Linked DNA regions of Homo sapiens: region 2 is linked to region 1. Evidence: read pairs that join two places in POLR2A ChIA-PET (ENCODE). Cell type or tissue: PC-3. All regions are shown on one strand. Each heading gives the region's core, and the rest is flanking DNA. Links, peaks and the distances in the headings are about the cores only.

What was found. Peaks named below come from ENCODE experiments on the same cell type or tissue, not always from the same donor. Only the 100,000 strongest peaks of a DNase experiment are listed, where the experiment ranks them.
Region 2: POLR2A ChIA-PET joins it to region 1 with 5 read pairs; 4 of 35 experiments call an interaction of 5 or more read pairs at or near these places.

Annotation. Positions count from the first base shown.
Region 1 is chr14:71,128,371-71,133,750 of GRCh38, forward strand. No RefSeq gene overlaps it. Among named protein-coding and RNA genes, the nearest start is that of SIPA1L1, 190 kb to the right of the region's middle. In PC-3, for the core only: no CTCF peak of the experiment used is centred there; a DNase peak (open chromatin) is centred at 2,431; H3K4me3 peaks cover 1,377 bases; H3K27ac peaks cover 1,712 bases.
Region 2 is chr14:71,796,338-71,801,717 of GRCh38, forward strand. No RefSeq gene overlaps it. Among named protein-coding and RNA genes, the nearest start is that of RGS6, 130 kb to the right of the region's middle. In PC-3, for the core only: no CTCF peak of the experiment used is centred there; no DNase peak of the experiment used is centred there; H3K27me3 peaks cover 1,016 bases.

The DNA.
Region 1 (5,380 bases), core at 166-5,165:
CTCTCATTTTCTTTCCATCATGGAAATCTATCCTCAAGGAAATAACTTCTCAGTGTTCCATCTGCTATTCTACTACTCCTCAGGGATTATTCAGGCCCCCTCCCTTCCCTACACGTCAAGCTCAAGGATTTGCCCCCACCCAGGACTGGCAAATTAGCTTTACTCAACATGCCCTGAGTCAGATAACTAAAATACCTCTTAGTCTAGGTAGGCACTTTCACTGGATAGGTACAGGCCTTTCCTACAAGGTCTGAGAAGGCCACCGCAGTCATTTCTTCCCTTCTGTCAGACATAATTCCTCAGTTTAGCCTTCCCACCTCTATACAGTCTGATAACAGCCCAGCCTTTACTAGTCAAATCAGCCAAGCAGCTTTTCAGGCTCTTAGTATTCAGTGAAACCTTTATATCCCTTACAGTCCTCTGTCTTCAGGAAAAGTAGAACGGACTAAAAGTCTTTTAAAAACACACCTCACCAAGCTCAGCCACCAACTTAAAAAGGACTGGACAATACTTTTACCACTTTCCCTTCTCAAAAGTCAGACCTGTCCTCAGAATGCTACAAAGTACAGCCCATTTGAGCTTCTGTATAGACGCTCCTTTTTATTAGGCCCCAGACTCATTTGACGCCAGACCAACTTAAACTGTGCCCCAAAGAAACTTGTCATCCCTACTACCTTCTTTCTAGTCATACTCCTATTCACCGTTCTCAACTACTCATACATGCCCTGCTCTTGTTTACACTGCCGGTTTACATGGTTTCTCTAAGCCATCACAGCTGGTATCTCCTAGTGCTATCCCCAAACTGCCACTCTTAAGTCTTGAAGTAAATAAATAATCTTTGCTGGCACGACTATGCTGAATCTCCTTAGGCGCTCTCTAATCAGATGTCCTAGGTCCTCCCAATTCTTAGACCTTTAATACCTGTTTTTCTCCTTCTCTTATTCCGTTTAGTTTTTCAATTCATACAAAACTGTATCCAGGCCATCACCAATAATTCTAAATGACAAATGTTTCTTCTAACAGTCCCACAATATCACCCCTTACCACAAAATCTTCCTTCAGCTTAATCTCTCCCACTCTAAGTTCCCACGCCGCCCCTAATCCCGCTCGAAGCAGCCCTGAGAAACATCGCCCATTCTCTCTCCATACCATCCCCCAAAATGTTCACTGTCCCAACACTTTACCACTATTTTGTTTTATTTTTCTTATTAATATGAGAAGACAGGAATCTCAGGCCTCTGAGCCCAAGCTAAGCCATCATATCCCCTGTGACCTGCATGTACACATCCAGATGGCCAGTTCCTGCCTTAACTGATGACATTCCACCACAAAAGAAGTGAAAATGGCCTGTTCCTGCCTTAACTGATGACATTGTCTTGTGAAATTCCTTCTCCTGGCTCATCCTGGCCCAAAAGCTCCCCTACTGAGCACCTTGTGACCCCCACTCTGCCCGCCAGAGGACAACCCCCTTTGACTGTAATTTTCCTTTATCTACCCAAATCCTATAAAACGGCCCCACCCTTATCTCCTTTCGCTGACTCTCTTTTTGGACTCAGCCTGCCTGCACCCAGGTGATTAAAAGCTTTATTGCTCACACAAAGCCTGTTTAGTGGTCTCTTCACATGGACGCGCATGAAACCAAGAAGATGATGAACTAGTTTTCTGAAGTACCAACTTAAATTTTAAATTTTACCATAGGGCTTTGAAAGGGAAACCTGGTATGGGAGACAGGCAGGAGGAGCGCAGGGCGTAGAATCTGTGTGTCTTGTTCGAAGGGCCTTCTTAGATCACTTTTCTCAATATCTAGTTGGCATTGTCGTAACCCACCTGCCCTCCACCTGTTGGTGACTCCCCTTAAGCAGGAGAATTCCACAATGGAAGCTCCATGCCTGGTTTGTTTCAAGATTAGCCTCCAGGATTTCTTAAGCAAAAGCATAATTAGATAAGCATGCATTGTCAGAGGGGAGTGCCTACAGAGGGAAGGAATGAAGAGGTGAGAGGGGAGGGAAGGAAGAAGAAAATGGGCACTTTCTAAAGCTGAGGTTCCTGGTTACAAACTCCCCCACTGTCAAATTGTATTCCATCTCTATGGAATAGGGATGGTGTATTCATTCTTGCTAGTTCCTGCTGAAAAACAGCATAGTTAGGGAGCCATGGAATGGAACCTGTCTTCCTGGAGTTCAAAGTATTCATGAGTCCCTGGGCTTACAGAAGAGATCTGCTGGAGCATCATAGTGGGTGTGTAACAGCAATACAGCCCACAGCAGAAGAATAAACTTATCTCTATAATCACGGCTAAAGTTGTCAGAGGTATTTGAACCAGAGCAACTCGATCTTGAATAGGGGCTGTGTAAAATAAGGCTGAGACCTACTGGGCTCCATTCCCAGGAAGTTAGGCATTCTTAGTCACAGGATGAGATAGGAGGTCAGCACAAGACACAGGTCATAAAGACCTTGCCGATAAAACAGGATGTGGTAAAGAAGCCAGCTAAAACCCACGGCACCCACCAAGACGGCAGTGAAAGTGACCTCTAGTAGTCCTCGCTGCTCATTATACGTTAATTATAATGCATTAGCATGCTAAAAGACGCTCCCACCAGCCATGACAGTTTACAAATGCCATGGCAACGTCTGGAAGTTACCCTATATAGTGTAAAAAGGGGAGGGATCCTCAGTTCCAGAAAGTCTCCGCCCCTTTCCCGGAAAACTTATGAATAATCCACCCTTTGTTTAGCATATAATCAAGAAATAACTGTAAGTATACTCAGTTGAGCAGCCCATGCTGCTGCTCTGCCTATGAAGTAGCCATTCTTTTATTCCTTTACTTTCTTCATAAACTTGCTTTCACTTTATGGACTCGCCCTGAATTCTTTCTTGTGCAAGGTCCAAGAACCCTCTCTTGGGGTCTGGATCAAGACCCCTTTCCGGTAACAAAATTATGAGCAACCTTTTTTCTTCTTCACCAGGAGGGGCCTGTTCTAGATCATGAAGAGGGCCATTGATTTAAGGACATTGTGGGATCAGACGTAGCATTAATTTGCTTGTGCATGTCTTGCAGCGTTGAGGATGTATTTCCAGAGTTATCTGGAATGTACACACAGCATTCAGTCTTAATTATAGTGCACATTCCCCGCTGTCAATTGTACCCAGAGCTTCTGTGGGGATGACAGGTTAGCTAAACATATATATGTGACAGGTTATAGGAGGAGCTACTAATATAAATCAAGGCGAATTCATGACGTGTATCAAACAAATATGCATGTAACATGAACATGACCCATGTTCCATTTGGGGTGGAGACTTAACATTTAAATCTATTACAATTAGGCCCTATACGTCAAAAGTTCTTTTCAGCTGGGTGCAGTGGCTCACGCCTGTAATCCCAGCACTTTGGGAGGCTGAGGCGGGCGGATCACGAGGTCAGGAGATCGAGACCATCCTGGCTAACACGGTGAAACCCCGTCTCTACTAAAAAATACAAAAAAATTAGCTGGGCCTGGTGGCGGGTGCCTGTAGTCCCAGCTACTTGGGAGGCTGAGGCAGGAGAATGGCGTGAACCCAGGAGGCGGAGGTTGCAGTGAGCCGAGATTGTGCACTGCACTCCAGCCTGGGTGACAGAGCAAGATTCCGTCTCAAAAAAAAAAAAATTATTTTCAGGACACAAAGGCATACAAGTGCACAATTTCTCTAAACAGGCCAGAACTAGTGCATAGTCATGATCTCTTATCAGGAGAAAGTTACTAAAATCAGTCTCTTGTCTAATTAAAGCTGTAGTTATGGCTAGCAGAGCAGGGGCTGGGGGTCAGTTCGCATCTAATGGGGTGCCATGTTTGTAACCAGACCCAGGTATGGCTGCTCACCACTTGAAAGCCAAACATGAGAAGTGAGGGTGGTGGAAGGGAAAATAACCCAGTTGTAAAAACCAGCTCCACAAGCCTGCTAGCACTTGATTAAAGCCAACTTTTCCTTCCACCAACTCTCACCTCTCATGTCTGGCTTTCTAGCAGTGAGCCGCTGAACCGGGGTCCGGTTACAACAGCAATAGCTTAAAGTTGAATGGGACTCTTGCTGTCTCTCCTGATGGAAGTTTTTCCCTTGTGGAAACCAGGATCTTTAGACCCACAGAGTCTAAAGTTGCAAGAGTAAGAAGAGCAAATTCTCCAAGTGAGTCACGGGTAAAGATGGTAAGTGGGGCCACTTCTGCTTCTACTTATTGGTTCTCAGTTTCATGAATTCCACCCATTGGGGCCACATAACCAAAATAACAGTCATTGATTTAGGGTGTACCCCACATCCTAAGGGATGCTACCCCATCCTCAAAGAATATTATTTACAAACTGGCATCTCAGCTGTACTTTTAAAGGACCATCCAATTGTACTATCAAGTCACCAGCTTCTACAGTATGTGATAGGATCAGTGGGTCCCATGGTCATGTATTTGGTGAATCAGACACATTATAAATCCTTGATGATACTGTTGGCTGAAGCTATGCAAGCAGAAAAGGCAAAACCCATACCTAGAACATGTGTCAATTCTAGTCAAGATAAACAACTGCTCCCATCTAGAGTGGAAGGGGCTCAGCATGAACAACCAGCCATCAGAGGGATGGCTGCCCTCCTTAAAGGATGGGTATTGTATTGGGGCTCAGCATTGCTTTCTGTTGCACTCAAGTTAAATATTTGGCAGCATCAGTAAGTAGCTAGATCACTCTTGGTGAATGGAATCTTTTTACACGTTTTCCATGCTGCCACCATAGCTATTCCTCTCATGCACCCAATTTTGCCAGCACAGGAGTGGCCATTGAAGAAGATGGCTGATGTCAACTAGACTACTACTTGGTTGGACTACTACCAATGATTTGGACTACTTGGTTTTTGAGTGCCTCCTCCACAGCAGATGCTCTCTGGTGAGCGTTAACTTGCACTCAAAAATCTTTACATTCCATGCCCACTCCTAGAGATCCGTCCATGTGCCTCTACCCCTGTCCCCAGTCTTTTCTTTCTCCTAGGCCCCTGACCAACTAGCCAAGCCATTTGCTATTCCCGTGACTCCATGTTTTTTTCTGGCCTCTGCTCTCTTTCCACATAACGTGGATGACCTCATAGCCTGATGTTTGCCTTGCAATGATTTCCCTCATTACTGTCTTAAAGGACCACCAGCACGGGGCTGTATGGCTGCAGTAGTCCGTTAATGGTTTGCAGATACGTATTGAACCAACCCATCTTGAGCCAAACTTGGCTTTTTTCCTCCTCCATCAGTTGGTTGTAAGGGATTCACCCCTCACCCCATCGGCCATCTGCGTGAGCTGAGGAAAAGTTCTTCTGTGACAGTAGTGAATGACACGGGAGGGTCTGCACCACCTGCTCATACAGTCTGCGT
Region 2 (5,380 bases), core at 314-5,313, 670 kb after region 1:
GACCAGCCCACCCAACATGGTGAAACCTCATCTTTACTAAAAATACAAAAAATTAGCTGGGCATGGTGGCGGGTGCCTGTAGTCCCAGCTACTTGGGAGGCTGAGGCAGGAGAATCGCTTGAACCCAGGAGGTGGAGGTTGCAGTGAGCCGAGATCACGCCATTGCACTCCAGCCTGGGCCACAGAGTGAGAAATCGTCTCAAAAGAAAAGAAAGAAGACAAAACAAGTTGATTTTACACAATCTGGTGGCAGGATTCTGATTATTCAGGACTGCTTTTGACTTCTTTTACAACACGGACTCTTCCATGAGACAGGCACCAAAACTAAAGCAAATGGTGGAAGGAAGACTGGTGTAGTATAGAAATGTTTTTAGAGAAATGAAAATGCAAAAAGACAGAAATTATGATGTATTTCTGTAAAGTTACAGTGCGTGTGCCTGCTTCTCCTGCCTCCCCATCTACCTCCTCCACCTCTTCCACCTCTGCCACCCCTGAGATAGCAAGACTAACCTCTCCTCTTCTTCCTCCTCCTCAGCCTACTCAACGTGAAGACGACGAGGATGAAGATCTTTAGGACACTCTATTTATACTTAATGAATAGTAAATACAGTTTCTCTTCCTTATGGTTTTCTTAATAATTTCTTTCCTCTAGCTTACTTTATTGTAAGAATACAGTGTATAACACATAGAACCTACAAAGTATGTGTTAATTGGCTGTTTATGTTATAGGTAAAGCTTCTGATCGACAGTAGGCTACTAGTAGTTAAGTCTTCAGGGAGTCAAGAGTTATACGTGGAATTTTGAATGCACGGGGGGTGGCGGAAGCCAGAGCCCCCAACCCCTGTGTTGTTCAAGGGCCCACTGTATTTGCCATATCTCCTTAGACCCCTCTTGACTGTGACAGTTTCTCAGACTTTCCTTGTTTTTTTTTTTTTTTTTTTTTTTTTTTGAGATGTAGTCTCACTCTGTCGCCCAGGCTGGAGTGCAGTGGTGTGATCTCGGCTCACTGCAAGTTCTGCCTCCCAGGTTCACACCATTCTCCTGCCTCAGCCTCCCAAGTAGCTGAGACTACAGGTGCCTGCCACCACGCCCGGCTAATTTTTTGTATTTTTAGTAGAGACAGGGTTTCACCATGTTAGCCAGGATGGTCTCGATCTCCTGACCTCATAATCTACCCACCGGCCTTCCAAAGTGCTGGAATTACAGGCGTGAGCCACCACGCCCGGCCGAATTTCCTTGTTTCTAATGACCTCAGCAGTTTTGAGGAATACTGATCAGGTATATTGTAAGACGTCCCTCTGTTGAAACTTGCCTGATGTTTTTCTCAGTATTACAATGGTGCTGTAGGTTTTTAGGAGAAAATTCACAGAGGTAAAGTGTCATTTTTATCATATCACATTACGGGTACACACTATCAGCATGATTTATGACTATAGATGTTGACCTTGATCATCTGGCTGAGGTAGTGTTTGTCAGATTTCTCCACTGTAGAGTTACTCTATTTTTTTCTTTAATCCTCTTTCCATACTGTACGTTTTGGGAGGAAGTCACTGTGTGCAGTCCACACTTAAGTAGTATGGAGTGATGCCCCCTCCTTTAGGGTGGAGTATCTACATAATTTATTTGTAATTTTTCTGGCGAGATATGTCATTTATTAATTTATTAAATATTTTTATCAGTAGGACTCATGTATATTTCCTTTATTCTTTCTTCCTTTTAAATGCATTTATAGCTATGAAATTCTCTTTAAGCACTGCTTAGCTGCATTCCATAAGTACAAAACTAGTTGTTTTTTTGTTTTGTTTTGTTTTGAGATGGAGTCTCACTCTGTCGCCCAGACTGGAGTGCAGTGGCGCGATCTCGGCTCACTGCAACTTCCGCCTCCCGGGTTCAAGCAATTCTCCTGCCTCAGCCTCCTGAGTAGCTGGGATTACAGGCACATGCCACCACGCCTGGCTAATTTTTGTAGTTTTAGTAGAGACAGGATTTCACCATGTTGGTCAGGCTGGTCTCAAACTCCTGACCTCATGATCTGCCTACTTCAGCCTCCCTAAGTGCTGGGATTACAGGCATGAGCCACCACGCCCAGTGCAAAACTAGTTTTTAACCAACTCCTGAGCAGGTCCTTTGAAGTGAGTACTTGCTTGTCATGTGCTGGGGCTGATCCACAACTTAGACCGAGTGCCATTGTAACATCCTGGTACCTTTATAAGAAGATTCTTTGGCACTTTACCATCCCACTTTAACGAGATCTGCAATAGATGTGCATTTATCTGACTTTTTTTTGAGACTGAGTCTCGCTGGGTTAACCAGGCTGGATTGCAGTGGCACGATCTTAGCTCAATGCAACCTCTGCCTCCTGGGCTCAAGTGATCCTCCCACCTCAGCCTCCTGAGTGGCTAGGACTACAGGCACACATCAGTATGCCTGGCTAATTTTTGTACAGGCGCGAGCCACCATGCTCCGTTTATTTGACATTCCTATGATATTAAGCAAAGTCTCAGGGCAAGAAGTATCAAGTGGTTGTGACATAGCCAGAAGTTAGATTTCAGATGTTCATGATGGTTACTTTTAGTTTAATTTAGGCATATCCTGTGCCACTTGTATAGCTGTAATGTAAGTTAAGCAGAGTAAACATGCATTCCTTCTAGATTATGTGGTTAACTCGGACAAGCATGTGTTACATGTGTGAGGAAGTGTGGAGAGAGGAGATGGGAAATGGAGGGATGGAGATTGTAAATATTTGCAATAGACAAGGCCTGGCTCGTGATCCAGAGAGGAGCCCAGGCAGCAGCCTAAGGGCAAAACTCTTAGGAAGGCACATGACATCAGGAGTATGACAGCTTGAAAATTCTTCTTGGTGCAAACCCCACAAAAGTAGGGGTTGAAGTAGGGTGTGTCCTGGCCTACTTCCTTGTTTCTTGGCTTTCAAGTAAACTAAAGTTGGGCTTTGGCTCTTGGAGGACTGACTGGCCAGCACTGACTCCTAGGGGAAGCTGGTATCCACTGTGCCTTTGAGCCTCCCCAGGGATTGGATACCAGCCATGGCTGCTCTGCCAACTTGCTGTGTGACCTTGGGCAAGCTCCTTGACCTAACTGAGCCTCAGCTTCCTTATCTGGAAAATGAGACTGGATGGGACTGAGTAAATTATCTCTAGAGTCTCTTCCAGCTCTAATCCCCTATGTCAGATTTCATGGCTGGTTTGAGCCCATTTTCCATTATAAAATGAACCCAAGAGAAAACTAGAGTGCTGTTTCTGTATAGCTGCAATGTAAGCTAAGCAGAGTAAACAGATGCATTTACAGTTTTTGGTTTGGTATTTTTCTTCTTTCCTTTCCTTCTCTCCCTACCCTTGCCCATGCTATTCTTCCCTGTATTTTTTCAGAGACCCAAACCTCCCTTAATCTTTAAACTGGGATGACATTGAAAAAGACATGAGGCTTCCCATAAATACTTTAATGAAGTAGAATGACTGTTTTAGTTAGTGAAGGAAACCTCTGCAAACCAGCATGAGAAACAGTTCCTGAGAGTGTGCCTCAATTATGTTTTCATCCAGGGCATTTTCAGTGAACAAAACATAGTTCAATGAAAGAGAAGCAAAGAAAATTTATTTGTACCCATTTGCATTCTCTTCATAGGGTGATGAATAATTCTGGGAACCATGGTAAAAATTACAACAAAGAATTCTGTTGTTACTCAGTTGGCAAACATCACACTTTAGTTCTTTTCCATATGCAAAAGATTAGGTAAGTGGCCAAATACTGTTAGATTGCAAGAGTTTTGTTTGCTAAAAGCTCACTGAATTTTTCATCGATGTTCTACCTGCCCCTCCTGAAAACCACTGCAATGTCTTTTCTGCTGCATATCAGAAAATGCATTAGGGGTGTTTTCTGAACAGGGGGAGCGGAAAAAGGAGAAATAGTGTCAGAGATAGTAAATTAGTGCAAAAGTAACCAACCTAATAGGTTTGGCAGAGGCCTAGTGTCTGCCATATTTCAAGAATGGGAGTCTAGGCCAGGCACAGTGGCTCCCGCCTGTAATCCCAGCACTTTGGGAGGCCAAGGTGGGCAGATCATTCAAGGTCGGGAGTTCAAGACCAGACTGACCAACATGGTGAAATCCCGTCTCTACTAAAAATACAAAAAAAATTAGCCACGCATGGTGGCGCGTGCCTGTAGTCCCAGCTACTTGGGAGGCTAAGGCAGGAGAATCACTTGAACTCGGGAGGCGGTTGTTGCACTGAGCCAAGATCACGCCACTGCACTCCAGCCTAGGCGACAAGAGTGAGACTCCATCTCAAAAAGGGCGGTCTAGAGTGATAAGAGTACAGCATTTGGAGCCAAAGGCCAGAGGTCTCAATCCGATCCCACCTTCAGAACCTTAGCCCTTCCAACTACAGATCTACCATAGAACAACAAATGAGACTTACTTTACATGATTGTTGTGAATGTCAAAAAAAGAATTGTAAACATGCTTTGAAAACAGTAACTCATTTTGTCCACTGTCATGAAGAGGTCATGCTTCTTGGAAACAGAAAAGCATTTCCAACCAACAGGATTGTTGTGAGGAAGGCTGTATCTGGGGACGGTGAAGGCTTCCGTGATTTGTTCCCCATTCTTTCCACAGGTGTCTCTTCCTGTAGCAACGTACTTGTAACCACTGAGGCAAGGCCCCAGGGGAATTGCCACAGGGGGATTTGCCCCAGGGGAATTGCTACAGGTGTGGGAACCAGCCTTGGGGACCCAGACTGGGGAGTTATTTGAGGACCTTGTGATGCACAAGTGAAGGGCTGACACACCACAGGGGCTCAGAAAATGACCACAGCCTGCCTCCAAGGACCATGTCATCCCTCCTTCCTTGCCAGAACGTGTGTTGGTCTTAGATGGATGGTTAAGCCCTTCCCTCTCTGAAGGTTCAAATAAACATCCTAAAGAACTACAGAGTCAGATTCGGAGGTCTAGGAATCACTTTTTTTAGTTAACTCATTTCCTTCTACTGTTTGAGGGTGAGCATGGTCTTGTTCTTTAGGCGTCCAGAGTCCTCACTCCTCCCAGCTTTACTCCTTTCCTTCGATTTTCCATCCCCCATCCCATCCCACAGCCTTCCCTCCCTGGGAGTCCTATGCCCCTCTTAGAGATCTTCATTCCTTCTTATGGAATAAAGAAATCCTAACCTCATGTTCCTGTTATGTTGCAAACTCTGGCTCCTTGGGTTTCCATAGGATGGTAATGGAGGGTTTCCTTTGCTGACTGTAAGTGGTGTGTGGTGGGTGGGGGGAGCAGAGGGGTAAATTGGCTATGGAAGGAAAAGGAAATGTGGCATGTGAAGCGGTTTCTGATTCAGTTCAGGTTAGGTGCTCTACCAGCCAAAATTGGGGTG